Regions from separate parts of the Homo sapiens genome. Here region 2 is linked to region 1. The links are chromatin contacts, found by Hi-C or POLR2A ChIA-PET in ENCODE. All regions are on one chromosome and are shown on one strand. The core of a region is the stretch at or near the end of the contact, and the rest is flanking DNA. Distances in the headings are between cores, read along the strand shown.

What was found. Hi-C counts contacts between places; a loop is a spot of excess contacts on that map. ChIA-PET counts read pairs that join two places held with the same protein, here RNA polymerase II (POLR2A). Pooled maps may share reads with other maps.
Region 2: a pooled map shows a loop between it and region 1 (4-fold over the local background). The contact joins the promoter of LINC00658 here to the enhancer-like site in region 1. A Hi-C loop is called at or near these places in 26 of 168 maps with a recorded cell type or tissue (CD4-positive, alpha-beta T cell, Caco-2, GM12878 and 16 more), 24 of 37 single-sample maps with no recorded cell type and 28 of 50 pooled maps. POLR2A ChIA-PET finds 5 or more read pairs at or near these places in 2 of 52 experiments (MCF 10A and WTC11).

The regions. Positions count from the first base shown.
Region 1 is chr20:5,133,577-5,138,423 of GRCh38, reverse strand. The region is part of intron 1 of CDS2 (CDP-diacylglycerol synthase 2); the gene reads right to left. Among named protein-coding and RNA genes, the nearest start is that of CDS2, 9.0 kb to the right of the region's middle. Within about 2 kb of position 2,848, at least 7 of the 41 ENCODE cell types and tissues checked have a DNase peak (open chromatin) inside an H3K27ac peak, as active enhancers do; they include dorsolateral prefrontal cortex and heart right ventricle, where a contact is called at or near this core.
Region 2 is chr20:5,444,107-5,449,649 of GRCh38, reverse strand. LINC00658 (long intergenic non-protein coding RNA 658) reads left to right here and starts at 3,902. Exons shown (of 5, transcript NR_038240.1): 1 at 3,902-4,146.

The DNA.
Region 1 (4,847 bases), core at 1,599-4,098:
GAAATAAATCTATGCATTTACAGTCAACTCATTTTCCACAAAGGAACCAAGAACACACATTGGGAAAAGGACAGCCTCTTCAATAAATGGTGCTGTGAAAACTGGATATCTATATGCCAAAGAGTGAAACTAGAACCCTATCCTATCTCTCTCCATATACAAAAATCAACTCGAGGCTGGGTATGGTGGCTCATGTGTAATCCCAGCACTTTAGGAGGCTGAGGAAAGAGGATCACTTGAGGCCAGGAGTTCGAGACCAGCCTGAGCAACACAGCATGATCCTGTTTCTACAAAAAAAAAAAAAAAATTTAAAGAAATGATAAATGTGGCCAGGCGCGGTGGCTCATGCCTGTAATCCCAGCACTTTGGGAAGCTGAGACATGCGCATCACGAGGTCAGGAGATCAAGACCATCCTGGCTAACATAGCGAAACCCCATCTCTACTAAAAATATGCAAATTAGCTGGGCATGGTGGCGGGTGCCTGTAGTCCCAGCTACTCGGGAGGCTGAGGCAGGAGAATGTCGTGAACCCGGGAGTCGGAGCTTGGAGTGAGCCGAGATCGTGCCACTGTACTCCAGCCTGGGCGACAGAGCGAGACTCCGTCTCAAAAAAAAAACAAAAAAGAAATGATAAATGTTTGAGGTTATGGTAGTGCAGTGGGCTACACTGCAGCCTCAAACTCCTGGGCTCAAGTGATCCTCCTGCCCCAGCCTCCCATGTAGCTGGGACTACAGGCGTGCACCACCACGCCCAGCAAATTTTAAAAAATATTTTTGTAGAGACCTACTTCTGTAATTTTTAATAATACATGCTTACGTCTCTTCTAGCCAGAGATGCTCTGAGATAATTTTTGAAAAAATAAGACTTAAATAGGTAGAAAGGTCAGGTGTGGTGGCTCATGTCTGTAATCTCAGCACTTTGGGAGGCCAAGGCGGGCAGATCACTTGAGGTCAGGCCTTCGACACCAGCCTGGCTAACATGGTGAAACCCAACTCTACTAAAAATACAAAAATTAGCCAAGTGTGGTAGCAAGCACCTGTTGTCCCAGCTACTAGGGAGGCTGAGGCAGGAGAATTGCTTGAACCTGGGAGGCGGAGGCTGCAGTGAGCCGAGATCACGCTACTGCACTCCAGCCTGGGCGACAGGGCGAGACTCCATCTCAAAAAAAAAAAAAGGGTAGAAATGAGGGAGGGTGACAGAAAGAACACATTTCAGAGGTAGGAAAGAGCAAGAATCAAGATCCATGACACAGAGGCACCAAGCAGGGAGAAAGGCCAGTTAAGAGAGAAGGCTACATAAAAAAGAATAAAATCATATCCTTTGTGGCAACATGGATGCAGCTAGGGGTCATTATCCTAAGCAAATTAATGCAAGAAGAGAAAACCAAACACTACATGTTCTCACTTGCAGAGTGAACTGGGAGCTACACATGGACACAAAGAGGGGAACAAGAGACACCAGGGCTTGAGGGTGGAGAGTGGGAGGCTGGTGAGGATTGAAAAACTACCCATCTAGTACTATGCTCACTACCTAGGTGACAAAATCATTTGTACACCAAACCTCAGCAATGTGCAATTTGCCCGTGTACCAAACCTGCACATGTATCCCCTGAACCTAAAACAAGAATTGGAAGGAAATGAGAGACAGAAGACTACAAAGGATCTTAAAGTTTAAGCATTATGAAAAAGAGCCAGAATTCTATCACTCCACCCCACCCCCCCAATAATTATTAGGGCAGTTTCAGAACTCCTGAAAGATACAAAGAACAAGATGGATTAGGAGGGACCTAGAGCAAATCCTAACAGGAGGGAGCTCAATTCACAGGGTTTACAATAAGGCAAGCAATAAATCCTGAAATTTGGGAAATCTCAAAGAGTAAAAGACAGATAAGGATTCCAGGAGAGGTAAGGAATTCGGATTTAGGATACTGCAGGCATTTACAATACTGCAGTCCTGAAATGTTGAAGTCTCCAAGAGCAACAAACAGACAACAAACAACAAACAGATAAGGATTCCAAGTCACACCTGGTTAGAATCTGCATCCTGCCCTGGGCACGGGAACAAAGGAATAGGAGATTTCAAGCCTGAGTAACCGAGTCATCTGGGATTTTATCGCAGAAGAAAGAAACTGAAGGAGGGTGGTAAGAGTAGAATGAGAGAATTCAGATTTGAGACAAAGTCAGTTTGTGTGGACTGAAGGGCATGCACCTAGGAATGTCTTGTAGACCACTGAAACCACAGGACTAGCCAGGCATGGACTGTGGAGATATGGCTCTGAGAGTTGCCCACTCAGGGGTTCGGTGTCAATGGCAGACATCCTCTCCACATCAGAGACCCAGGGGCAGAGAGTGTTGCCCGTAAATCCCAAGTCCCAGGAACTCTCAAAACCTCAGCAAAGTCTTTACAGAGAAGCCCCAAGCTGGCCCTATGGAGACCTTAATACAAAGGAGCTTCTGCCAAAGACAACAAATCAAAAAGATGTCTGACTTTGGTAGGACAGGTCAGGTCCTTCCACACAGACAGCAGTGCTCATGAGAACCACAGTGTGGCATGAGGCTGTCCCTGGGGAGAGGCAGGCGGGAGAAAGGAAACTTCACAGAATACCCTTTGCTGCCTACAAATTCTGCACCACAGACTGCCTACTCAAAATAACACCATAAAGTTTAACTTTCTTCAAAAGGTCAGTCAACTTAGTGGGCTCAATGCCATCCCTACTGTTGGGGCAAACAACATGAGAACAAATATCAGTGACTGGCATAGGAAGCTGCCCGGTGGGGACCATACGTGGGGGTGGGGAGGGGGTGCCTCACTATTACCCCAGCCAAGTAACCACCACATGACAAGACTTGGAAGGCAGGAACCCTGCCCAGTGCCAGGAACAAATTAGCATTCTTTCAAGGAGACTTTGGCAAAATTAATAGTGAAGAGTCAGTGTCCGTCTCTTTTCTGAACCAGAGGCAGTATGACACACAAACAGCTGTACTTTTTCACCCCCAACAGCCTCTAGTGCCAGTCCAGAAGGGCTGGGAGACCTTAACAACATAGAATGTAGCTTAACAAACTGTGGAGAGGAATCTCCTCCACCTACGTGGATCCTAGAAAAGATGGAAAAGTGTGAAAACCAGAAACAGTAACACTCAAATCTTTTCAAACAGTTTAAAGGATGATTATCTGCCCTGTGAAATTAGTTACAATGGCCGGGCACGGTGGCTCACGCTGTACCAGCCCTTTGAGAGGCCGAGGCGAGAAGATCGCTTGAACCCAGGAGTTCAATGGTCAACATTTTAAGACCCTGTCTCTATTATAAAATAAGTATGTATATATTTATATATATAAATTCAAAAAAGAAATTAGTTACAAGATTCATTTTAAAAAGAGTTTCTCAAATATATTCAAGATTATATAATTTCTGGCAGTTGTAAGGTTGAGAATAAAGTGAGGGAGGAGAAATGCTTTACATTAGTAGGACAGTGCAGGTTTTATACAATCTTCTTGTTTATCAAACATATTCTGAATGATTTTATCAAGTATTATGTTCCCATATCCATCAGCTGTTAGACTCTCATGCTCATTTTCTACCTTACCAATTTAAATATGCAGTCGGCTGGGTACGGTGGCTCATGCCTGTAATCCCAGCATTGTAGAAGGCCAAGGCAGGCAGATCACCTGAAGTCAGGAATTTGAGACCAGCCTGGCCAACATGGTGAAACCCTGTCTCTACTAAAAATATAAAAATTAGCTGGGTGTGATGGTGGGCGCCTGTAATCCCAGCTACTCGGGAGGCTGAGGCAGGAGAATCACTTGAACTCGGGAGGCAGAGGTTGCAGTGAGCTGAGATCACGCCATTGGACTCCAGCCTGGGCAACAAGAGAGAAACTCCATCTCAAAAAATAAATAGATAAATAAAAATAAAACTCTTAAATATTATTGATTTAAAAAAGATTGTATTATTTCTTTAAATCAGTAGGGAAAAAATTGATTATGTGGAGTCAAAACAGGCAATAAAATTCTGAATAATATCCTTATGAACACTGATAACACCAGCCCCTCTCAGAAATACAGACACCGTCCATAGCAGACCCTACAGTCAGTGAATGTTCTAAAGAGAAGCGTTGAATACTGAATGACTGCTTATTACTAGAACAAATGGTTCTCATGCTAACAGTCATTAACTGGAAAGCATTTCTTCCAAGCACCCTCACCCACTGCCTGGGTAAGGCGCCTTGTGGTCTTCAAGCACTGCGCCGGGAGTGCCTTTCAAGGATACCAGAGTGGCCACTCCCAGGAAAGTGCTCACAAATGTCTAAATCACAGTCATCCGATAACCAGGAAAACTGAAACTAATCAACTTTCTCTATAAAACACATACATTTTTTTCTGCAAAGAGTCTCCACATTTACTCTGAGACCTTTTTAACATTTAACATTTTGAAAGATTTATATAGTATTTTTTTGATTTTGTAGCCAAATAAGAAAAATAGGTAACATTTGGGTATCATATCTATCAATGTTAATCAATAAAGAAGCTTTTAAAGTCTGTAAATTAATTCTATGAGAAAAAAATAAAAAACAACAACCGGGAATTAGAAGACCTTCATAGGCCAGGCGCGGTGGCTCACGCCTGTAATCCCATCACTTTGGTAGGCCAAGGCGGGAGTATCACCTGAGGTCAGGAGTTCGAGACCAGCCTGACCAACATGGAGAAACCCCATCTCTACTAAAAATACAAAATTAGCTGGGCGTGGTGGCATGCCCGTAATCCCAGTTACTCAGGAGGCTGAGGCAGGAGAATTGCTTGAACCCAGGAGGCAGAGGTTGCGGTCAGCTGAGATTATACCATTACACTC
Region 2 (5,543 bases), core at 2,653-5,152, 310 kb before region 1:
CCCAGAGACATCTGCATACTTGACTCTTCCTTTACTCTCTTTTTATTTTCAAACATCCAATTTGTCTTATGTAAAATGTAGATTTACCAGGCAGCAGCTAGAGTCTCACAGGAATGTAGCCATTCGCCTTACCACCTGTCTGCCCTTTTTCCTAAAAGCCTTTCCCCCATTTAAGGAAATGTGTAAATACTAAATCCCCTGAAACTCTCTTGAGAAAAACAGCCACAGATGTACCTGTGGCTTGTATTTTTCCCGGAAGCACCCTCAAGCTGACTTAATAAACCTCGATGATTGAGATTTATGCCTTGGTCATTCTATTCAGATGTCAGAAGGACCCATGGGAAGACTCAGAGAGAAAGGTCTGTAGGAAGAGGCTAAGGAGCCCAATCTTCTCCCAGAAAATGGACGCTTCGGGTGGTCATGAATTGTAGGGCTATTGGTACTGGGGTGAGTAAAGAGGAAGAGAAAGAGAGCAAGGCCCCAAGGAGAAGGGGAAACAGGGAGGGAGGAAGGGGCCATGCCCTGTCCTCCCCTCCTCCAGTGTCCCTGCCCCTCTCCAACTTCAGAATTCCCATTGCTCCTTGAGAACTCAGACACTAGCTTCCCCACCAAGGCCTCCTCCCTCTGCATTCCCCCAGCCTGTCCATTCTCGGTCACACTGACTCCGAGTCTGGTCAGCTGCCTGTATGCCTGTCTCACCCAGTTAACTTAAATTCCTTGGGGTCAGGAACAATGCTTTCTTCTTATTTTCCATGCCACAGCTCCAGTTACTGTGACTGACACACAGAAATATTGGCTTGGAGTCGATTATCTCAGGGATGCAGCTCAAAGTAAATGTGTCTTGTATAGAGTGGGCATAGGGATGCTTTAATGAGGAACGAGCAAGTCCCAAGAGGAGCAAGGAAAACTTGAGCTGCAACCACTTTGCATTTCAGATGATGAATTAGAGCGGTTGTTATCGAATCTGCCACCAGAGGGCGATCCAGGTAAAAAAGATCTTCGGGCTACTCTTCAGCCCGGTGACCTGATCTTCCCCCAAACTCAGATCCTTGCTGCCTCCCAGAAACAGCAGACACCTAAGTCCAATGTAGCTTGCCAGGATCTCAGGGAATGAAATTTTATAGTTTGCTGGCATTTTCCTCAGGGGAGCAGAGGCAAGAAAACAATCAAATCCAAGTTTGCGCCACTGCACACCAGCCTGGGCGACAAAGCAAGACTCCCGTCTCAAAAAAAAAAAAAAAAGAAAAGAAAAGAAAAGAAAAGAAAAGAAAGAAAACAATCAAATCCATGGTCTGCTGTTTACTGGATGAAGAATAAGACTGCCTAAAGGCAATGTGTTTAGTACAAAGGTGTCATAAGCTCTGAGATGGTTCCTGCTTTACCAATTTCTGGAAGTGTGACATTAAAGCAACCATTCTCTTTTCTGGGCCTGGTTTTCCTCTGTAAAATGTCAGTTCAAGTTCCAGCCTGTCTTGGGATGTCATCGGCCTTTACAACCTACTTGGGCTATGGCCCTGCGATTAAGTGCACAGTGGAAGCTTAGTCCCCTTGCTTTTCTGCCTCTCTTAGGGAACCACAGTCACAGAAACCAGCACTTGCTGCCATAGGAACTGCTAATATCTTGGACATTCCCTGTATTCTCTCCCAGCCCAAACAGGCATAGCCAGAGGAGTGAGACATGCAGAAAAATGAAAGAAGCCCAGGGCATTGTTCAGCAGTGAGCCTAAAGTCTGTACATGCGATAGCATAATATTTGTGAAAATTCTTGCAAAATGCAAAGCTGATGGCATATGACTTGTAACTCATTCTTGTATATAACAGTAGATCAACATGCAACTGAAGAAAGCACTACTCAGGATGGAAGTAGCCTTGGGAGGGAGGCAAGGAGTAGTGAGGAGGGAGAGAATGAGCTGTTTCTGTAACATTTCATTTCATAAGAGAGATGGATGGACTTCAAGCATCTGTGGCAAAAGGTCACCTCAGATAAATCTGATTGGTTCCAAATTATTTTCTGTAATCCTCCCTATGTTTGACTCATTATTTTAATTAAAAAGAAAAAATATTTAAAGTAATTTTAAAAATAACAGAGCTCACCAGCCCCTTAGAGCGCAGCTTGGTCTAGGGTAGTTTCTTTAACTAGCAGAGCTTTCTGTAGATACAGACATGCGTTCACAAAGTATCTTTAGGTTTCCCAGGCCCGGAGGGGTGAGATAATACTAAGGGAGGGAGATCTGCTCTTGGAGGAGGGACCTGCTCTAACCAGCCCTGTAGCTCTGCAAATCTTTGGGATTTTGTCCTTATCTGTAAATAGGGATGACGTTTGTCCCATTTATCTCATTCAGTTATAATGTGCATCAGATAAGATGATATTTGTAAAAACAACTTGAAAATACAAAATGATGTACACAGGTATTATTTAGTTGTGAAGCTCTAAGTCCTGAGGCCTCGTTTATATTAACAATAGCAATAAAAATAACAATACAGACTGGGCGTGGTGGCTTACACCTGTAATCCCAGCACTTTGGGAGGCCAAAGCGTGCAGATGACGAGGTCAGGAGTTTGAGACCAGCCTGGAGAGTATGGTGAAACTCAGTCTCTACTAAAAATACAAAAATTAGCCGGACATGGTGGCGTGCGCCTGTAGTCCCAGCTACTCGGGATGCTGAGGCAGAAGAATCGCTTGAACTCGGGAGACGGAGGTTGCAGTGAGCTGAGATCTCACCACTGCACTCCAGCCTGGGTGATAGAGTGAGAATCTGTCTCAAAAACAAACAAAAACAAACAAACAAAAAACAATACAATGGCAAGGGAAGAAATAAAAGGAGGGTGTCTAATGTGGTAAGGAGGGAAGGAAAAATGAAGAAAGAAGAAAAACCTATTGAAAATAGCCAAGAAAACAGCTGCCCTTCTAAGATACTGACTTGAGGGCTTTCAAAATAATGGAAATTATGCTTCACAAAAAATAATCCCAATGGTCATGGTCATTAGAATTTAGAACAATATTTATATGGCTCCCTGTGGTGAATCAACAATTATTTTCTATGGCTTCAATTTTCAGAGTTTAAATAATGAACATAGCAATACCACCAAAGAAACATTCATTAAATATCAATATAAAATAAAGTGGAAGAAAAAGAGAAAAACAGCAAGCTGCTGATTGCAGTGTTTGCAACCGAGACTCTGTTCTGCAAACCCTGGGGGATCAGCGTGGATTGAGCTATTACTAGAGGTTGGGGTTAAACACGGTAGGCTATAGACTTTCTGGGGGAGAAACCAGTCAATTTCTATTCTGAAAACCTGGCACTGCCTAAGAAAATCCAAACCCTTCAAACAGAAGCTTCGCAAGAGTGTAGTTAATGGCATAAAAGAGTGCTCAGAAACTCACCCACAGAGACTTTCTGATAGCTGATGCCAGGAACAGCAAAAAGCAGAATGTCCAGTTAGGGATAGTTAACCAAGCCCCTCTCAATTCTTCTTCTTGAGGCTATCCTCTCCTCACTGGTCCCCATTTTATAATCATGCTCAAGGAGCCTAGGCTTCTCTTCTTCTCTTACAGCATGTTTAATATCACTACTTTATCCATTCTGTACTGTTGCAGGCTGAAGGTGACATTACACTTAGAGGGATCCACAGATTCAAGAGGCTGCTTGGGGAGGGCAGCACAGTGAAGTACAAGGACTTTGACATCAGAGAGGCCTGGATTCAAGTCCCAATTTCTGTGTGTGGTAACCAGTCTGCAAGACAGCCTGTGATGGTTCCTGCCTCCTCGTATTCATGTCCTTCTTAGTTCCCTTGCGCATTGAATCAGGGCTGGCTCTGGGTGACCAATAGAATGTGGAGGAAGTGATGGGGTGTGAATTCCGAGGCTAGGTCACAAAAGGCATTGTATCTTCCACCTCTTAGATCTCTCTCTCTGCGGAAGCCAGCCACCGCTCTCCAAGGACTCTCGAGCAGCTCCATCTACAGATTCACATGGAGAAGAATTAAGGGTTCCTGCCAATCACCAGCACCACTTTGCCAGCCTTGTAAGTGGGCCACCTTGGAATTGGAGCCTCCAGTTCCTACTGACATCTGACTGCAACATCATGAGAGACCCTGAGTTTGAACCACCCAGCTGAGCTGCTTCTGAGCTAACCCACTGAAACCGTGAGAAATAATTATTGTTTCAAATCCTAAATTTGGGAGTGATATGTTATATAGCCATATTAACAAGAACTTAACCTAAGTATTGGGGGCATTTAGGGCTGATATTCATTTGGGAGGCACCTGTACAGCTGTATCAATTGTTCAATTATTTAAATATTTCTAAGTTGCTTGGTAAAAAGTCCTGTGCTTGAATTAACCTGATCTTGAATTGCAAGCTCCCTGAGGTGCCTTGCAAAGACAAATCAAATCCTCCTCAGAGGAAGGTAACATTATCCTTGCCCTCAAATTATTTCAACAAGTATTTTACAAATACCATGTTCAGCACACAACCAAAGATAAACTGACATATGGTTAAAAACAGAATGTTTTTAGACACCCAGAAGACATCCTTCACTGAGGGCTTATGTGATAGAAAAATTAAGCATATGATGACAATGGATTCAGTGTATGGCCCGGAGAAAGAAACCAAAAGTTGGGAAAGGTGTAAATGGCCCTAATGGGAAAGGAAAGAGGCTTCCATTGCTTCCCAAGACTGGGACCCATCTCTAAGAATCACAGAGAACAAATCTGTCTCCTTGCTGTTCTCCAGAGGGTAGTTGGACCTCAGATGGGTTAACCAGAGAACCAGGACCCCCAGAGCGCAAACTCCCATTTTTCTGAACATTCCCATGTCCAAGTTTGTCTGGAGAACATCCAAGTTGCCTCTTCAAGGTAGCCGGCGCCATGGACCTTTAAAAGGGACCAAAGTGTTCAGAGGACCAGGAATCCTTACTTGAATGTTCTAGACTGCAAGACACCTAGAGATTCGTAGAAAACATGACTGAGGGAAAGTGCTCCTCTAACCTGAAGGATGGAGACTTAGACCAGCTAGTATCAGATTGAGGGGAAAAAATGAGGTTTTGTTTTTTTTTTCACCAAGTATGTAAAAAAATTAAAACCCACTGTAGAATATTAGCAAGATCTTCAACAAGTCTCTCATTATACAGATGAGGAAATTAAGAACCAGGAGGTTAGAAATTCAGTCCCAGCATGCTGACTCACAGAACATATGTGGACTTTTCTTATACTCCACTGCTCTGATGAATATTGTTAAACACTATTTCTTCCTTACTCTTAGGATATCAGGGCCTTGAATGTCACAGACTACCTGGCACTTGTTTCCCAACAAGCTAATATTGACCCACACAAACTGAAAGCCTCAATTTGACATTATTTGTAGCATCCCCTTGTCCTTTTCTTTCTAAACCCAAATTCCAGTATCCACTGCAACCTTCTAGGTAGGCATCCGCAAAAGGTCTTTCTTCTGATCCTGCCAACTCATCATGGTGCATGGTTTTGAGTAGTGCCATAGAGAATATCTTAATTTCTCTGAGCTTTAGTTAAGAGTGATATACACT